Regions from separate parts of the Homo sapiens genome. Here region 2 is linked to region 1. A link is a contact called in ENCODE Hi-C or POLR2A ChIA-PET data. All regions are on one chromosome and are shown on one strand. The core of a region is the stretch at or near the end of the contact, and the rest is flanking DNA. Distances in the headings are between cores, read along the strand shown.

The links. A loop is a pair of places that touch in the nucleus more often than their neighbours do. ChIA-PET counts read pairs that join two places held with the same protein, here RNA polymerase II (POLR2A). Pooled maps may share reads with other maps.
Region 2: a loop to region 1 is called in a pooled map, with 4 times the contacts of the local background. The contact joins the promoter of OSBPL10 here to the promoter of OSBPL10-AS1 in region 1. A Hi-C loop is called at or near these places in 2 of 50 pooled maps. POLR2A ChIA-PET finds 5 or more read pairs at or near these places in 3 of 52 experiments (AG04450, BJ and PC-9).

The regions. Positions count from the first base shown.
Region 1 is chr3:31,701,620-31,707,427 of GRCh38, reverse strand. OSBPL10-AS1 (OSBPL10 antisense RNA 1) reads right to left here and starts at 3,215. Exons shown (of 5, transcript NR_049771.1): 1 at 3,189-3,215. OSBPL10 (oxysterol binding protein like 10) reads left to right here. Exons shown (of 12, transcript NM_017784.5): 7 at 4,920-5,069. It overlaps LOC124909360 (a long non-coding RNA gene), which reads left to right and starts at 5,078. Exons shown (of 2, transcript XR_007095858.1): 1 at 5,078-5,808.
Region 2 is chr3:31,977,614-31,983,421 of GRCh38, reverse strand. OSBPL10 (oxysterol binding protein like 10) reads left to right here and starts at 2,160. Exons shown (of 12, transcript NM_017784.5): 1 at 2,160-2,523. The coding sequence starts at 2,243. ZNF860 (zinc finger protein 860) reads right to left here and starts at 1,672. Exons shown (of 2, transcript NM_001137674.3): 1 at 1,520-1,672. RefSeq lists a silencer at 2,401-2,470 and an enhancer at 4,025-4,074.

The DNA of each region.
Region 1 (5,808 bases), core at 1,966-4,465:
TTTGATGTTCATTCTCTAGCTGGCTTTATTGTCTGTCCTTGCCATATAGGTTTTCAGGAAAGTTGCAGGTCACTTGAGTTCAGTGGGTGCTGTTTTTCTGTTGAGATATTGTCTGTTTATTGGATACTTATTTACTTGGGCATAAGATGGCTTTAGGAGGTCGTCTTAATCCGTGCTAGAGTAGACCCTCTTGCCCCTGCATGTCTGTGATTCCTGGTTTGGCACAGAAAAGCTCCCTGTCCAAAGGCAAAATGCATCTTTAATGGTTAGGTAATGGAACCACGCAGGCTTCTGCCATGATATCTCAAATCTAACCAGTGAGGATTCAGTCCTCTGAATTAAGATATTAGGTTATAAGGCCATGTACAAATAAAGGAGATGTTAGTAGATCAAACTGCTTGTGTTGACCCCAGCTACCTGAAGGCCAGGTCTAGGTTAAGAGAGAAGGCAGTTCACTAAAGCAGGAAGGGTGGGGTGGGGTGGGAGTCATCTGTCTGAGGAGGGGAAAGCAGGAGTGAAGTGCCAGGAAAGAGAGTACCTTTGGGGACATGGGTGGAGTGAACGAAGCCTGTGACAGGGAAATGAGTGGACTCTGCAGACAAATGTCTATTTCATGCTTTTTCCTGGGAGGGACACAAACTGTAGTTACATTACATATATGTATTGAATAAAAAGATTGGCATTTCAGTCATGCTTGAAATCTGCATTTGTATTGAAGAATTAAGATATTTGTTTAAGAGATGAAAGCAAAGCTAAATGTTTCTCCCACATTGATGTTCCCATTGAGAAGACTGTTGGACCCACACAAACCTAACACACGTCACAGTTTTGCCTCCTGGCTTTGGCCTCGGTGGCATAGCCCCATATATCTCCTTCTCCTTACTAGATAAGAAGCAGAGGCCCATGGTTAAGGGCAGAGTCACATCTGTAGATGCTGTGACTGTCTTGGATTGGACCATTCCCAGCCCAAGACCCCATCTCTCACATGGTCTCAGCCTTTGGTCCTCAAGAGGCTGGAGGTCAGCGAAGGGGCAGAGACCCTTCTAAGAATCCAAGGGGAGCTATGGACCCCCTCTTCAGAAAAATGCCCAGACTTACAATTTTTGCATAAAATTTCAAGGATGGGGGTGGATATCTTAAGGGCTGTCCATGTGACCCAGGCCAAGAACCCTTGCTCCGGGCACAGGTCACTGTGGGTCACCAGGGAATGTCCCTAAACCCCAGCCTGCCCGTGAAGCTTTTTCCTGCCCATTGATTTTTCGCTTATCGTTCTCCCCATTTGCTAATAGGCACAGTTGCTTGATTTTTGTAGCACCATATGCCCTGAGGTGCTTGTGTGGTAGAAATATTGTCGTAATTTCTGTTTTTATTAAAATCCTCATTTTTCCAAAGCCTGCTTCTCTTTAAAACATATTTTAATTCCATTTTATCTTCAAGTTTGCATACATTTTTGTGGCTGGGCTGGCTCATTTGCAAAAATCTCTGGGGGATGGGGGATCTGAAGATTCTTCTGCTTAAGTCTTATAAATTCTCTCAGCAGTATGAAACCGTTTCTCACATTCATATTTTTCAGAGATGGGGGAACACTGTTCTGCCATTTTTGATGACCTTGAGAGAGTTGTTACTGTTTTATAAGTGAAAATTCGCAGAGATTCAGAGAGGGGAGGCGTGCAGGGGCTCCCAGGAGACAAGTAGGACTTTGTGAGAGAAGGGGAGTGTGGATGTGGATAAGCACGGGGACCTGATTATGGAAAACAGCACTTAGAAAGGATGATAATTATCCATCTCTTTGAATTCCACATCAGAGTAGCGGAATCAACAAACCCTTGACCCTGAAAGGGAAGGAGGTTTTGTGTCTTTAAAACTCCATCAAGACCTGCTTCTTCAAACCCTCCATTCCTTGCAGTGCCTGTCTATGTGGGTGCTTTGTGGTTGCCAGTAGATTGGTATTTACATTGCCATGGACCTCTTTCAGACAGAGTTGACCTGCTGACTACTGCTGCCTTTCCATCTATGTACCCCCAAGTTGGACCGCGATGGGGGTGGGGGGGGGGGTCTTCTCTTTGTGCAGATGGACTGAGCTGCAGTGTGGGTGGATTGAAAGTGTCCTCTAAGATGTTTACTGTCAACATGGTGTATGAAACCAGCTTAACTCTGATATTTACTTGAGGCTGGGTAGGAGAATTGTTTACAAATCACATTGGGAGAGAAAGGGCAAGTTCTCAGAGGCTGTGGGAGAGAAAACAGTCCTAGGTCCTTGTTTAAGGTTAGGGCATGGCTTGCTCAGGATTTGTGCCACCAAGGGGCAGTGTGCCAGGCTCCCATGGCCGTCCTTCTGTGGGCGGGACTTCAGGGCCACCAGTCATCCCGGATGACTCAGCTTCTGGGGCACCTGCACCAGCCTTAATTTCCTCTGCTGGAGCCACTGTCTTTGAGAGGAATTGTCAGACACAGAGGGCATGTGCTGTTGATTTACAGTGGGAAAGGATGGAGGGGTTTGTTTTCACATTTATGTGTGTACTCCGTATCATGCGGCTGGATCTTGTGGAAGACTTTCTGGCTACTAGAAGTCAGGGACAAGCTGGGTCTAATTTTCGAGTAAGGCAGACAGCTGGAGGAGGTGTGGTCCCCGAAGGTCTATAAACACATCACAGTGAGTGTAGCAGTGAGTGGGAAAGATGAGGATTTCCCCTGCAATGGCTTGTGAGCAAATAGGAAATCACAGCTTTAGAAGAATGAATCATTCTTTGCTTCATGAAGCTTATGGCAGCCTCAGTGGAGCAATTGATTTAGTATGCAGTCCATTCTTGGTGAGAACAGCTAATTTCAAGCAGAAAATAATTGCCCGCAAAATGGAGCTACTTCTCCTGTTGAGATGTTTAAGGACTTTGCAGCCCACTCCACCTGTTGGGTACACCATGGTGGTTGGATTTCACTTGGTTTTGATTGTCCTTTTTCTTCCCAAAGCAGAATGCCCAGGCACTACCCTCTCCTCCCCCAGCTGGTGCTGGCATGAGAGGAATTCTGCTAATACAGATTACTGCCCACCGGGTCACTGCAGAGGAAGTTGCAGCTATAGCACCTTTGCCATTGGGAGGGATTTGTGTCTGAGCTCTCTGACTTCCGTAGCGTAGACTGGAAATGGAAGCTCACAGGGAGCTGAGACAGCCACCCACTTTCAAACTGACCTGAAATCCAGAAGAGGCAAAAGGGAGGAGAGCCAGGAGGACAGGCCAGTAGAAGGGAGGCCCTGCTAATCTCAGCATTAGCCATTCAGACTCATGGCAGCGGTGGCCTTGGCACCAGGAGCAGTCACGCAGCAGCACGGGGTGTCATGAGGTGGAGCTGGAGGAGACCCCCAGGGCCACTGGCTGTAAGTGCTGGGCTCCTGTGTGCTTCTACCCCTAACTTCCCAGTGTAGAATCAGGGTAGCTCACAGCTCAGAGACTTCCCTCTCTGGCTCTTCCTCTCAGGGTTAGCATAGGTAAGGATTCCTCAATTATTTCAGCATAATCTAGCAAAGCAACTTGCCAATGACGTCAGATAATACCCATTATGAGGTGGCTAGAGAACTGGGCACATAATAAAAGAAAACTCAGCTTTTGGCTGGGGGAATATCCTGTGGGCTTCACTGAGATCTTCCCAACCATCTCTTTAGAATTGGGGTTATTTAGAGCTGATTGAGAACACCTTAGGAGTATGTCTGTGGAAAACGTCTATTTACGTTGAAGTTTTAAAAATGCCTACCCCAGGAGGGAAGGAACACCGTTATTACCTCTCTTTGGAATGTTGGAAAGGAATGGTCCGTGTGGGTATGTAAGGCCAGACAATTTTAAACACCTTGACCACTAAAATAACCTTTGTATGTTAGAAGTGCCTGTAGATATAAGATGATTCTGTCTAATGAGGTTAGTAAATTGTTCGTTTTTTGCATGGACATTTGGACAAGTCTGTATCCTTTCATGTTTAACATCTTTGAGCTTCTGAATTTCTGTATATTATGTCTGACCTGTTATTGATAATTGGAAAGAAATGTATAATGTTCTGTGCAGAGTGCTTTTGCTTATATGTAAGCAAGCATCATAAGAACATAGGTAAATGTGGAGTGTGGAATGTGGATACTTCTTTCAATAGAATTCTGAGGGCAAGTTAACCTTGTAACCAGAGTCCTTAATACTTGGATACTGGAAAATTTTATGTGCAATAATCCCCTTGCCCAGTTTATTAAGTTGCCTGTTTTCTATGTAATGTGAAAAATTGGAATTGAGTGATTGAATTAATAAACTTGCATCGAGGAAAGCAGGGTATGTTGGCCAGTGTGAATCCCAGTAGTATCATAAAGTTTCAGTTTTGCCTTAAATTTTCATTTGTTGTCTTCCTCCCTAAATTAATGCCAATTCTCAGCATTTTCTTATACCTGCTAGAGTGATCCTAATTGATTTGGGTAGAAATAGTCTTAGAGCACGTTTTTCCATAAATAATTTTAGTCCCTGGATAATCCAACTTTTACTTATAAACAGAAAAATTTATATTAGATATGAAGTGGCCTGGATTGTGCAAGTTAACAGGAGTCTAACTTTGGTAAACTCCTACTTGCTAATAGGCAAAATGAAGGGGGCTCATACCCATATACTATAGTTAGTTTCTTAAAGAACAGGGAGCTGTTTTGTCAGGGGAAGTCCTTACACTCACTAATCAGGGATGACGGGAGAGATGAAAGGGGATATGCAGTGTCCAAGGCACAGGTCCGACCCCCAGGGGACTTGTCTGCCCCGTGGCCAATAGGACTGGGTCACAGAGGAGCTCTGCCCGGGACAGGATTGGGTTTCTTCTGTCATTGCAAAGCATGTGAATTCATACACTTTATTTCTAACTTCTATTGGGCCAGCTGGTGATTTTTATTGATTATTTCATTTTAGCCAAACTCAGGCTCTGAATTGGTTTTGTCTGAAGATGAAAAAAGTGACAATGAAGATAAGGAAGAGACGGAATTGGGCGTCATGGAGGATCAGCGTAGTATAATTCTTCATCTCATTTCACAACTCAAACTTGGAATGGATTTGACCAAGGTAGGTTGGCATGTCCCCTGGATTTGTGGTCAGTTGTTGGGGTTCTGTCTCTATCCTCAAGCCTTCTCTATGCACATTCTTTTCGTTGTGGTGAGATTGGAGAAGAAGAGTGGGGAAAAAGGCCAGCATTGCTTTCAAGTATGGATATTCCAGGTATAATTTGAAAGGACATTTGTACATAAATGGTTATCCTCAGGGCTGGACAGCCCTGCATTTGATCTTGGGAGGAGTTGTTGCTACTCTACAAGGGCAGGGAGAACATCAGAAAAAGCATATGAGATGGTATGGAAAATTCAAGGTACTATTTCTTTGTTTCTTGCTATGTTCTAGAGATAACTGTAGGTGGCCTATAGAGATGGCTATGCACAGTGGCCATAGAGGGAAAAGATGGGGAAGGGAAATGGTGGCACCAGGAATGACGCCACTCTACACGCCCAACCTCACGACCTTCTGAGGGCTGTCCTTAGCTGTAACAGCTGGTCCCCAAGGGTAACCTTGTTGCTGATCCAAATCTCATTGCCATAGGTAGAAGTGGAACCAACTCTTCTTGGTGCTGAGTGCAGGCAGGATGCTTCCTGAGGAACCTCACCAACAGAACCAGTGTCCTGACCACTAACGTCATGGAGAGGGTCCCACATACGTCACCCCTCACCTCTAGTCAGTAGCTTCATTCTAGAGGCAAGCAGGAAAGGCAATTTTGTACGTAGCTGAAAGCTTGTGTGGTGTCACTGGGGCCATT
Region 2 (5,808 bases), core at 911-3,410, 280 kb before region 1:
CTAGCTCATTCAGTCTTAGGTTGGCTGCATAAGGTGGAGTAATGGTGGCATAGGTTAGGTAATATGAAATAAAATGACACTTCTCCTCTTTTAGCAGGAGCTTAAGGTGGCAGTCTCCAATAAAAGGCATGTTGTTTTGGTACATAATGCTGACATTTATAGTCCAGTATGCACCTACCTTCCCACCTTCAGTCTGTATGTCAATGCAGGACTCAATGAACACTCATATATGATCAGTAAGTTAGCTTAGGCAAAGCTATGCTGTGGTAAAAAATAATGCTAAAATCTCAATGGCTTCAAACAAACATTTTGTGCATGTTACATGGCCAACACTAACTGGCTTAGGATCTGCTGTATTCCACACCTTCTCACTCCAGGACACAAGCTTAAGGAGAGTCCTTATCCGGGACATGCTGCTCTCCTGGGATAAGGAAAAGAGAAAGATGGTGGAACCATATGACTGCTCTTAAAGCTTATGTTTGGAAGGGGCATTCATTACTTCTGTTCACATTCCATTGCTCAAAGCAATTCCATGGCCAAGCCTAAGGTCCATGTGGAGGAAGGATACTCTTTCCATAGGAAGCGGCAGTAAATATTTTGAACAAATGAACATTCTTGCATAGTTTATTACAGCCGGTATCATTTGTCCCATTTTGCAGTGAGAAAACTAAGGCTAAAAGAGGTAATTTGATCAAGGTCATAGGTTAGAATTCAGCTCTGAATGGCTTCAAATTTGGTCCAGGCAAGCTCTTTTCAGATTTTTTTTTTTTTAACACTATGTAGGCACCTGGAATTGTAATTTACTCAGGGGCACAACCACTTCTCTTCAACTCCAGAAGCTTCTCCGTGCATCTCTAGAGCTAAACCACCCATGAAATCTTCCTGGAAGGATGTGAAGCTAGAAAGGGGTTGGGCTCGGGGAACTGTCCCTTTGAGAGCTGACTTTTCCATTTAGTAATTTTTTTTAACTCTTGAAGTATTTATCTGCTTGATGGGTTTGTAGATCCTTTGGACGGAGATCACCTATCATCTATCACCTTTTGTTTTGTCTGTGTGTGTGTGAGAGAGAGAGTCTGAGTTCCTCAAAGCTTTTTTCTAGGTAATTTTTGATACTTCAGATTACAATGGATATCTATATTCACAAAAAATATTAGTGGGATAGAAAGAGTATCTTTAGGTAGGAAGAGGGGCGCAGAAGTTACAGCCAACACAGAGAATCCTTCAATGTTTGTAAATATCTGTTAATTTCCCTTGCCTCTGGAGCAGTTTTCCCGGTTTCAGAGCCTCTGCTCCTAGGTGCACGTGCAGTGTGGTAGCAATGGATAGGTTTTGACTTGCCAGGTTTATGCGTGCCATTCAGGGCAGGGGATTAGGGTTAGGCCAGTGAGTGACCTAGGACACTCAATTTAAGGAAGCACTCGCACAAACCTGAGAGTTCGCGCGCCTCACCCCAGCCCAGCCGTGTGTCTGTTAAGCATTTATCATAATCCTGCTGCATGAAAATGCCCGGCGAGCTTACCTGTGAGGATCACCTGCCACTCCCCTCCTCCGCCAGACAACGCGGAGGGCCTCCCTGAGCTGTGACTTTGCTCCGCCGGTGATAATTTCCAGGTTACTGTGTAGGAGCGTCTGGCGCAGCATCGTGTGCGGAAGACCGAGAGAGGGAGTGTGCGTGTGAGCCTGTCAGGCCGGGCGGGTCCATATCCGGGTGGACCGGGTGGGTGGGGCTGCCCCTCCCTCCAGGTCCCGAGGTGGATAAGGGGTGGGGAGTGACGTGCAGAGATTCCCTTTCGCCCCTTCGGATCCAAGAGAGGGTGGCAGAAGGAATGCGTGGGTGACTTGGCGTGGATTTAGGGCGTGCCCACCCTGCAGATCGGCCTCCTAGAGTGTCCCGAGGGCCTGAGAGGCCGCAGGGACACGAAGGAAGAGAAGGAGGAACCCGAAGAGGGCTCGCCTAGCCGGCCACCCGCTCCGAACTTGCCCGGGAAACTAGTGCGGAGGGAGGGGCCGGGCCCTGGCCGCGGCGGGAGGAGGGGCGGCCGCAGCTGCATCCAGCCCCGTTGGCTTCCTTCCCAGCTCTCCTTCGCCTCCTCCTCCTCTTCCTCCTGTATGAGTCAGGCATTTCCCGGGGATTTGGAGCAGGCACGCGCGGCCCGGGCGTCCGGAGCTGTAGCAGCAGCAGCAGCCGCCGTGCCGGGGCCGCCACCGCGGCGGGCACCCGCGTCCCGGGCGCCCACGGACCATGGAGAGGGCAGTCCAGGGCACAGACGGCGGCGGGGGTAGCAACAGCAGCAGCCGCAGCAGCAGCCGTGCTACCTCGGCGGGCTCCTCGCCCTCCTGCTCTCTGGCGGGCCGGGGGGTCTCCAGCCGGTCGGCGGCGGCCGGGCTCGGCGGCGGGGGAAGCCGCAGCAGCCCGGGCTCTGTGGCCGCTAGCCCGTCCGGGGGAGGCGGCCGCAGGAGGGAGCCGGCGCTCGAGGGCGTGCTCAGCAAATACACCAACCTCCTCCAGGGCTGGCAGAACAGGTAACGCGCCAGCCGCCCGCGCCACCGCGCGCCGCTGTGTGTGTGTGTGTGTGTGTGCGTGCGTGTGTGTATGTGTGTCTGTGTATGTGTGTGCGCGCGCGATTGTGCCTTCAGCGAACCCAGTGATGCCTCCCAACGGTGCCCTTCCTGCGTCCCTGCTCCCCTCCAGGTGGGGTTCTCAGGATGGGGCGCGCCGTGGCTCCACCCCGGGACCGCACCGCAGTGGCGGGGAGGGAGGCGAGAGCCCTGGTTTTCTTCTATGCTGGCACCTGCAGAGACTGGAGTGGTGGCAGGAGGATCGTGCTGGTCCCCGTGCTCTGCTTGTCCGCGGTTTCCCGCACGCCTGAAGAATGACTGGGAAAGGGAGGCAGAAGGGGCGTGCTTTGTGCCGGGGTGAAAAAGCGTTAGCACGTCCGCTCCGATTACAGTAATTCTCTAAGTAACAGTTCATTTTAAAGTTTGGTGTTTCAGAACACCACCACCATCAACAAAAAACCTGCCACTTGTCATCCTGGGCGACTGTGCATACTCCTGCCCCAGTTTGTGCCTTGCAGCCTCCGATGTTTGTAATGGAAGTTTTGTTTAAAAACAGAAAGAGGCCGGGCGCGGTGGCTCACCTCTGTAATCCCAGTACTTTGGGAGGCCGAGGCGGGCAGATCACGAAGTCAGGAGTTCGAGACCAGCCTCGCCAACATGGTGAAAACCCGTCTCTACTAAAAACAAAAAAAATTAGCCGGGCGTGGCGGCGCGCCTGTAATTCCAGCTACTCCGGAGGCTGAGGCAGGAGAATCGCTTGAACCCCGGAGGCAGAGGTTGCAGTGAGCCGAGATCGCGCCATTGCAATCTAGCCGGGGCGACAGTGCGAGACTCCGACTCAAAAAAAATAAATAAATAAAATAAAATAAAATAAAATAATAAAAAGAAAGAAAAAATACCCTCCCCCTTTTAATATTAGTAGCAATTTACATTATTATCATTATTTCCTCTTCAGGTCCCATTTGAAGTTTCCTGCTCACTTCCCCCTTGCAGTTGAGAAGCCTAGTTATGGACACGTGGAAGGATGGGGCTGTCGAGGAAAGGGGCTCAGGAGGCACTTGGAATGGTGGTAGTGTGTGTGATCTGCCATCGTGAGGAAGACAAGAACAGATGTGGCACTACTGTTTACTTTTTGTTTTTGTTTTTTTTTTCAATTTGTTTTCCAAAAACAAGCCAGAGGGAAATACAAGTGTCAGTGCGAGGAGAACAATGCTTTTTGGAGAGGTGGTTGGTGGGATATTTTGTCCTGCCTATTTAACAGTCTCCAGATCTTAATAGACTTGGGGCTCTTAAGGATGTTTGTGAGATTTGAATTATACCCTGGAAAGTTGCTTATCTCTGCTGCATGGACTATATTACTTGGTTATCTCTTCCTGTAGATTGTTTGGAAATGTTCAGATTTGCTTCCATCTGAAACATATCAGCCAGTTATCTGCACGAAACTCAACTTGGAGGAAGAGGTCTTTTGAAGTATGGAAACTGAGTTGTTTCTATATTGATATTCTACATATAGGACTTTCTGAGTCACCTGGGCTTCCTGGGAGATGTGTTACTATGTTAGTGGAAGTTGCACTTAACTTTTGAATCCTTTTATTTCTCAAAATAGTCCTAGTGTCTGCTGTTGCCTCTCCCTTCCCCTTTCAATTCGTGAAAGCTGAAAAAGAATAGGTAGAATGCGTAGGTAGAGGGAGATATGAGATGACTAAATCTGATTTCAGTTCTTGGTAATTATGTCTCGTTAATGGCAACTCAAGGTGCCTTGTCAGTAACAGCATTTTGTTGGTGTGTTGAGCAATCACTTAATGCTTTTTCTTCAAGTAGATTATGAGGCCAGCAAAGCTTTTACCCTGGATTACAGTTATTTTATTATTTACTTGCTGGGGAACAATATTTTACCTTGCAGTCTGTATTAAAGGATTTGTTATTTGGAGTGGATTTAGGAGGCATTGGAGTAACATTCTTTTGCATTATTTTAAACCCATTGTGGTGTTTAGATTGGAGGCAAGGTTGAGAAGAAGCACATTTAATGCCAATAATAATACCTACGTGATAGCAGGCTACCTAGGTGAAATGTGGTATTAAGTACACTCCTGAGCATGCTTAAGTGATGTCTCATCTTTATTGAGTTTGTTTACTGCAATTTATAGCTGTCTGCCTATGTTTGTTCTTACCACAGTAGACTCACCGTTTTCCAAGTCTACCACTGACTCCATAAGCATCGTCTGTAATTGTTAACATCTCAGTGTCAGGGTTTCTATTTCCCACATTTTGTTCTTTGAACGATGGCTGAGGGTCCATTAGTGGTTTGGAGAAGATTACGATGACTCTGTGCTTGCAAAATTCTCCCTTCTCTAGGGGTCTTATGAAGGGACAGATGGATTAGTGAAAAGGAAGAGAGAAGAGGATAAAAATAGAAACTTTGAAAATGTATTCATTTGTTCAATTATCTATTCACAGACTGTTTTATTGAGCACCTACTATGTGGCAGGAACTGTTCTAGGAGCTGGAGCTACCACCCTTCCCTGGTCCAGGGAAATGCCTTAGTACAAATAGTTAGCCAACTGATTCCTGCTGCCTTTCTTTCTGGGCCTCATAGCATCTTCCTTTGGCAGTTCTTTTCAAAGTGCCCACAGTTAATGACAAATCTATAGCAACCAAGTTCTTGGTTCATCCTCTCAGGCTGCTGTGCAATTGTAGTGCTCTTCACCAGCTCCCAGGACTTAATACCAATCACCCACTAACAGTTTGTACCCTGGTGTCCTCTTGCATGTTCTCAAGTTGCTGTAAAACTTATATTTTAACACTTGGCATCATATTCTGCCTTTATTTGTAGCCTCATCCTCATGCCCTTAGGAAGGCAGTTTGGGCCAGAACACAAAATAAACGACATAAAGAGAGGTCACAGAGAAGAACACTGTATGATGGGAACGTGCTCAACTCAGGAGAGTAAGTTCAGGACATTTGGCTCACACTCACTGGATGAGAATGTGAAATACTTAGAGTATGGGGAAAACATGCATTAAGGGCTTTCTGTCATTCATTATTATAGATATTTAAAGAAAATATTTCAGGCATAATAACATTGTATAGATTTACAGGATGGCACTGAAGAGTAAATACATTGATACAAATGAACAACAATAAAAAATCCAGAAAGTGGCAAGTGCTATGAAGGTTAAAAAAAGGTGATGAGATAAAGCAAGTATTTGCAGGAATAATTTTAAGTGTGAGTCTAGTGTTTTTACTGCT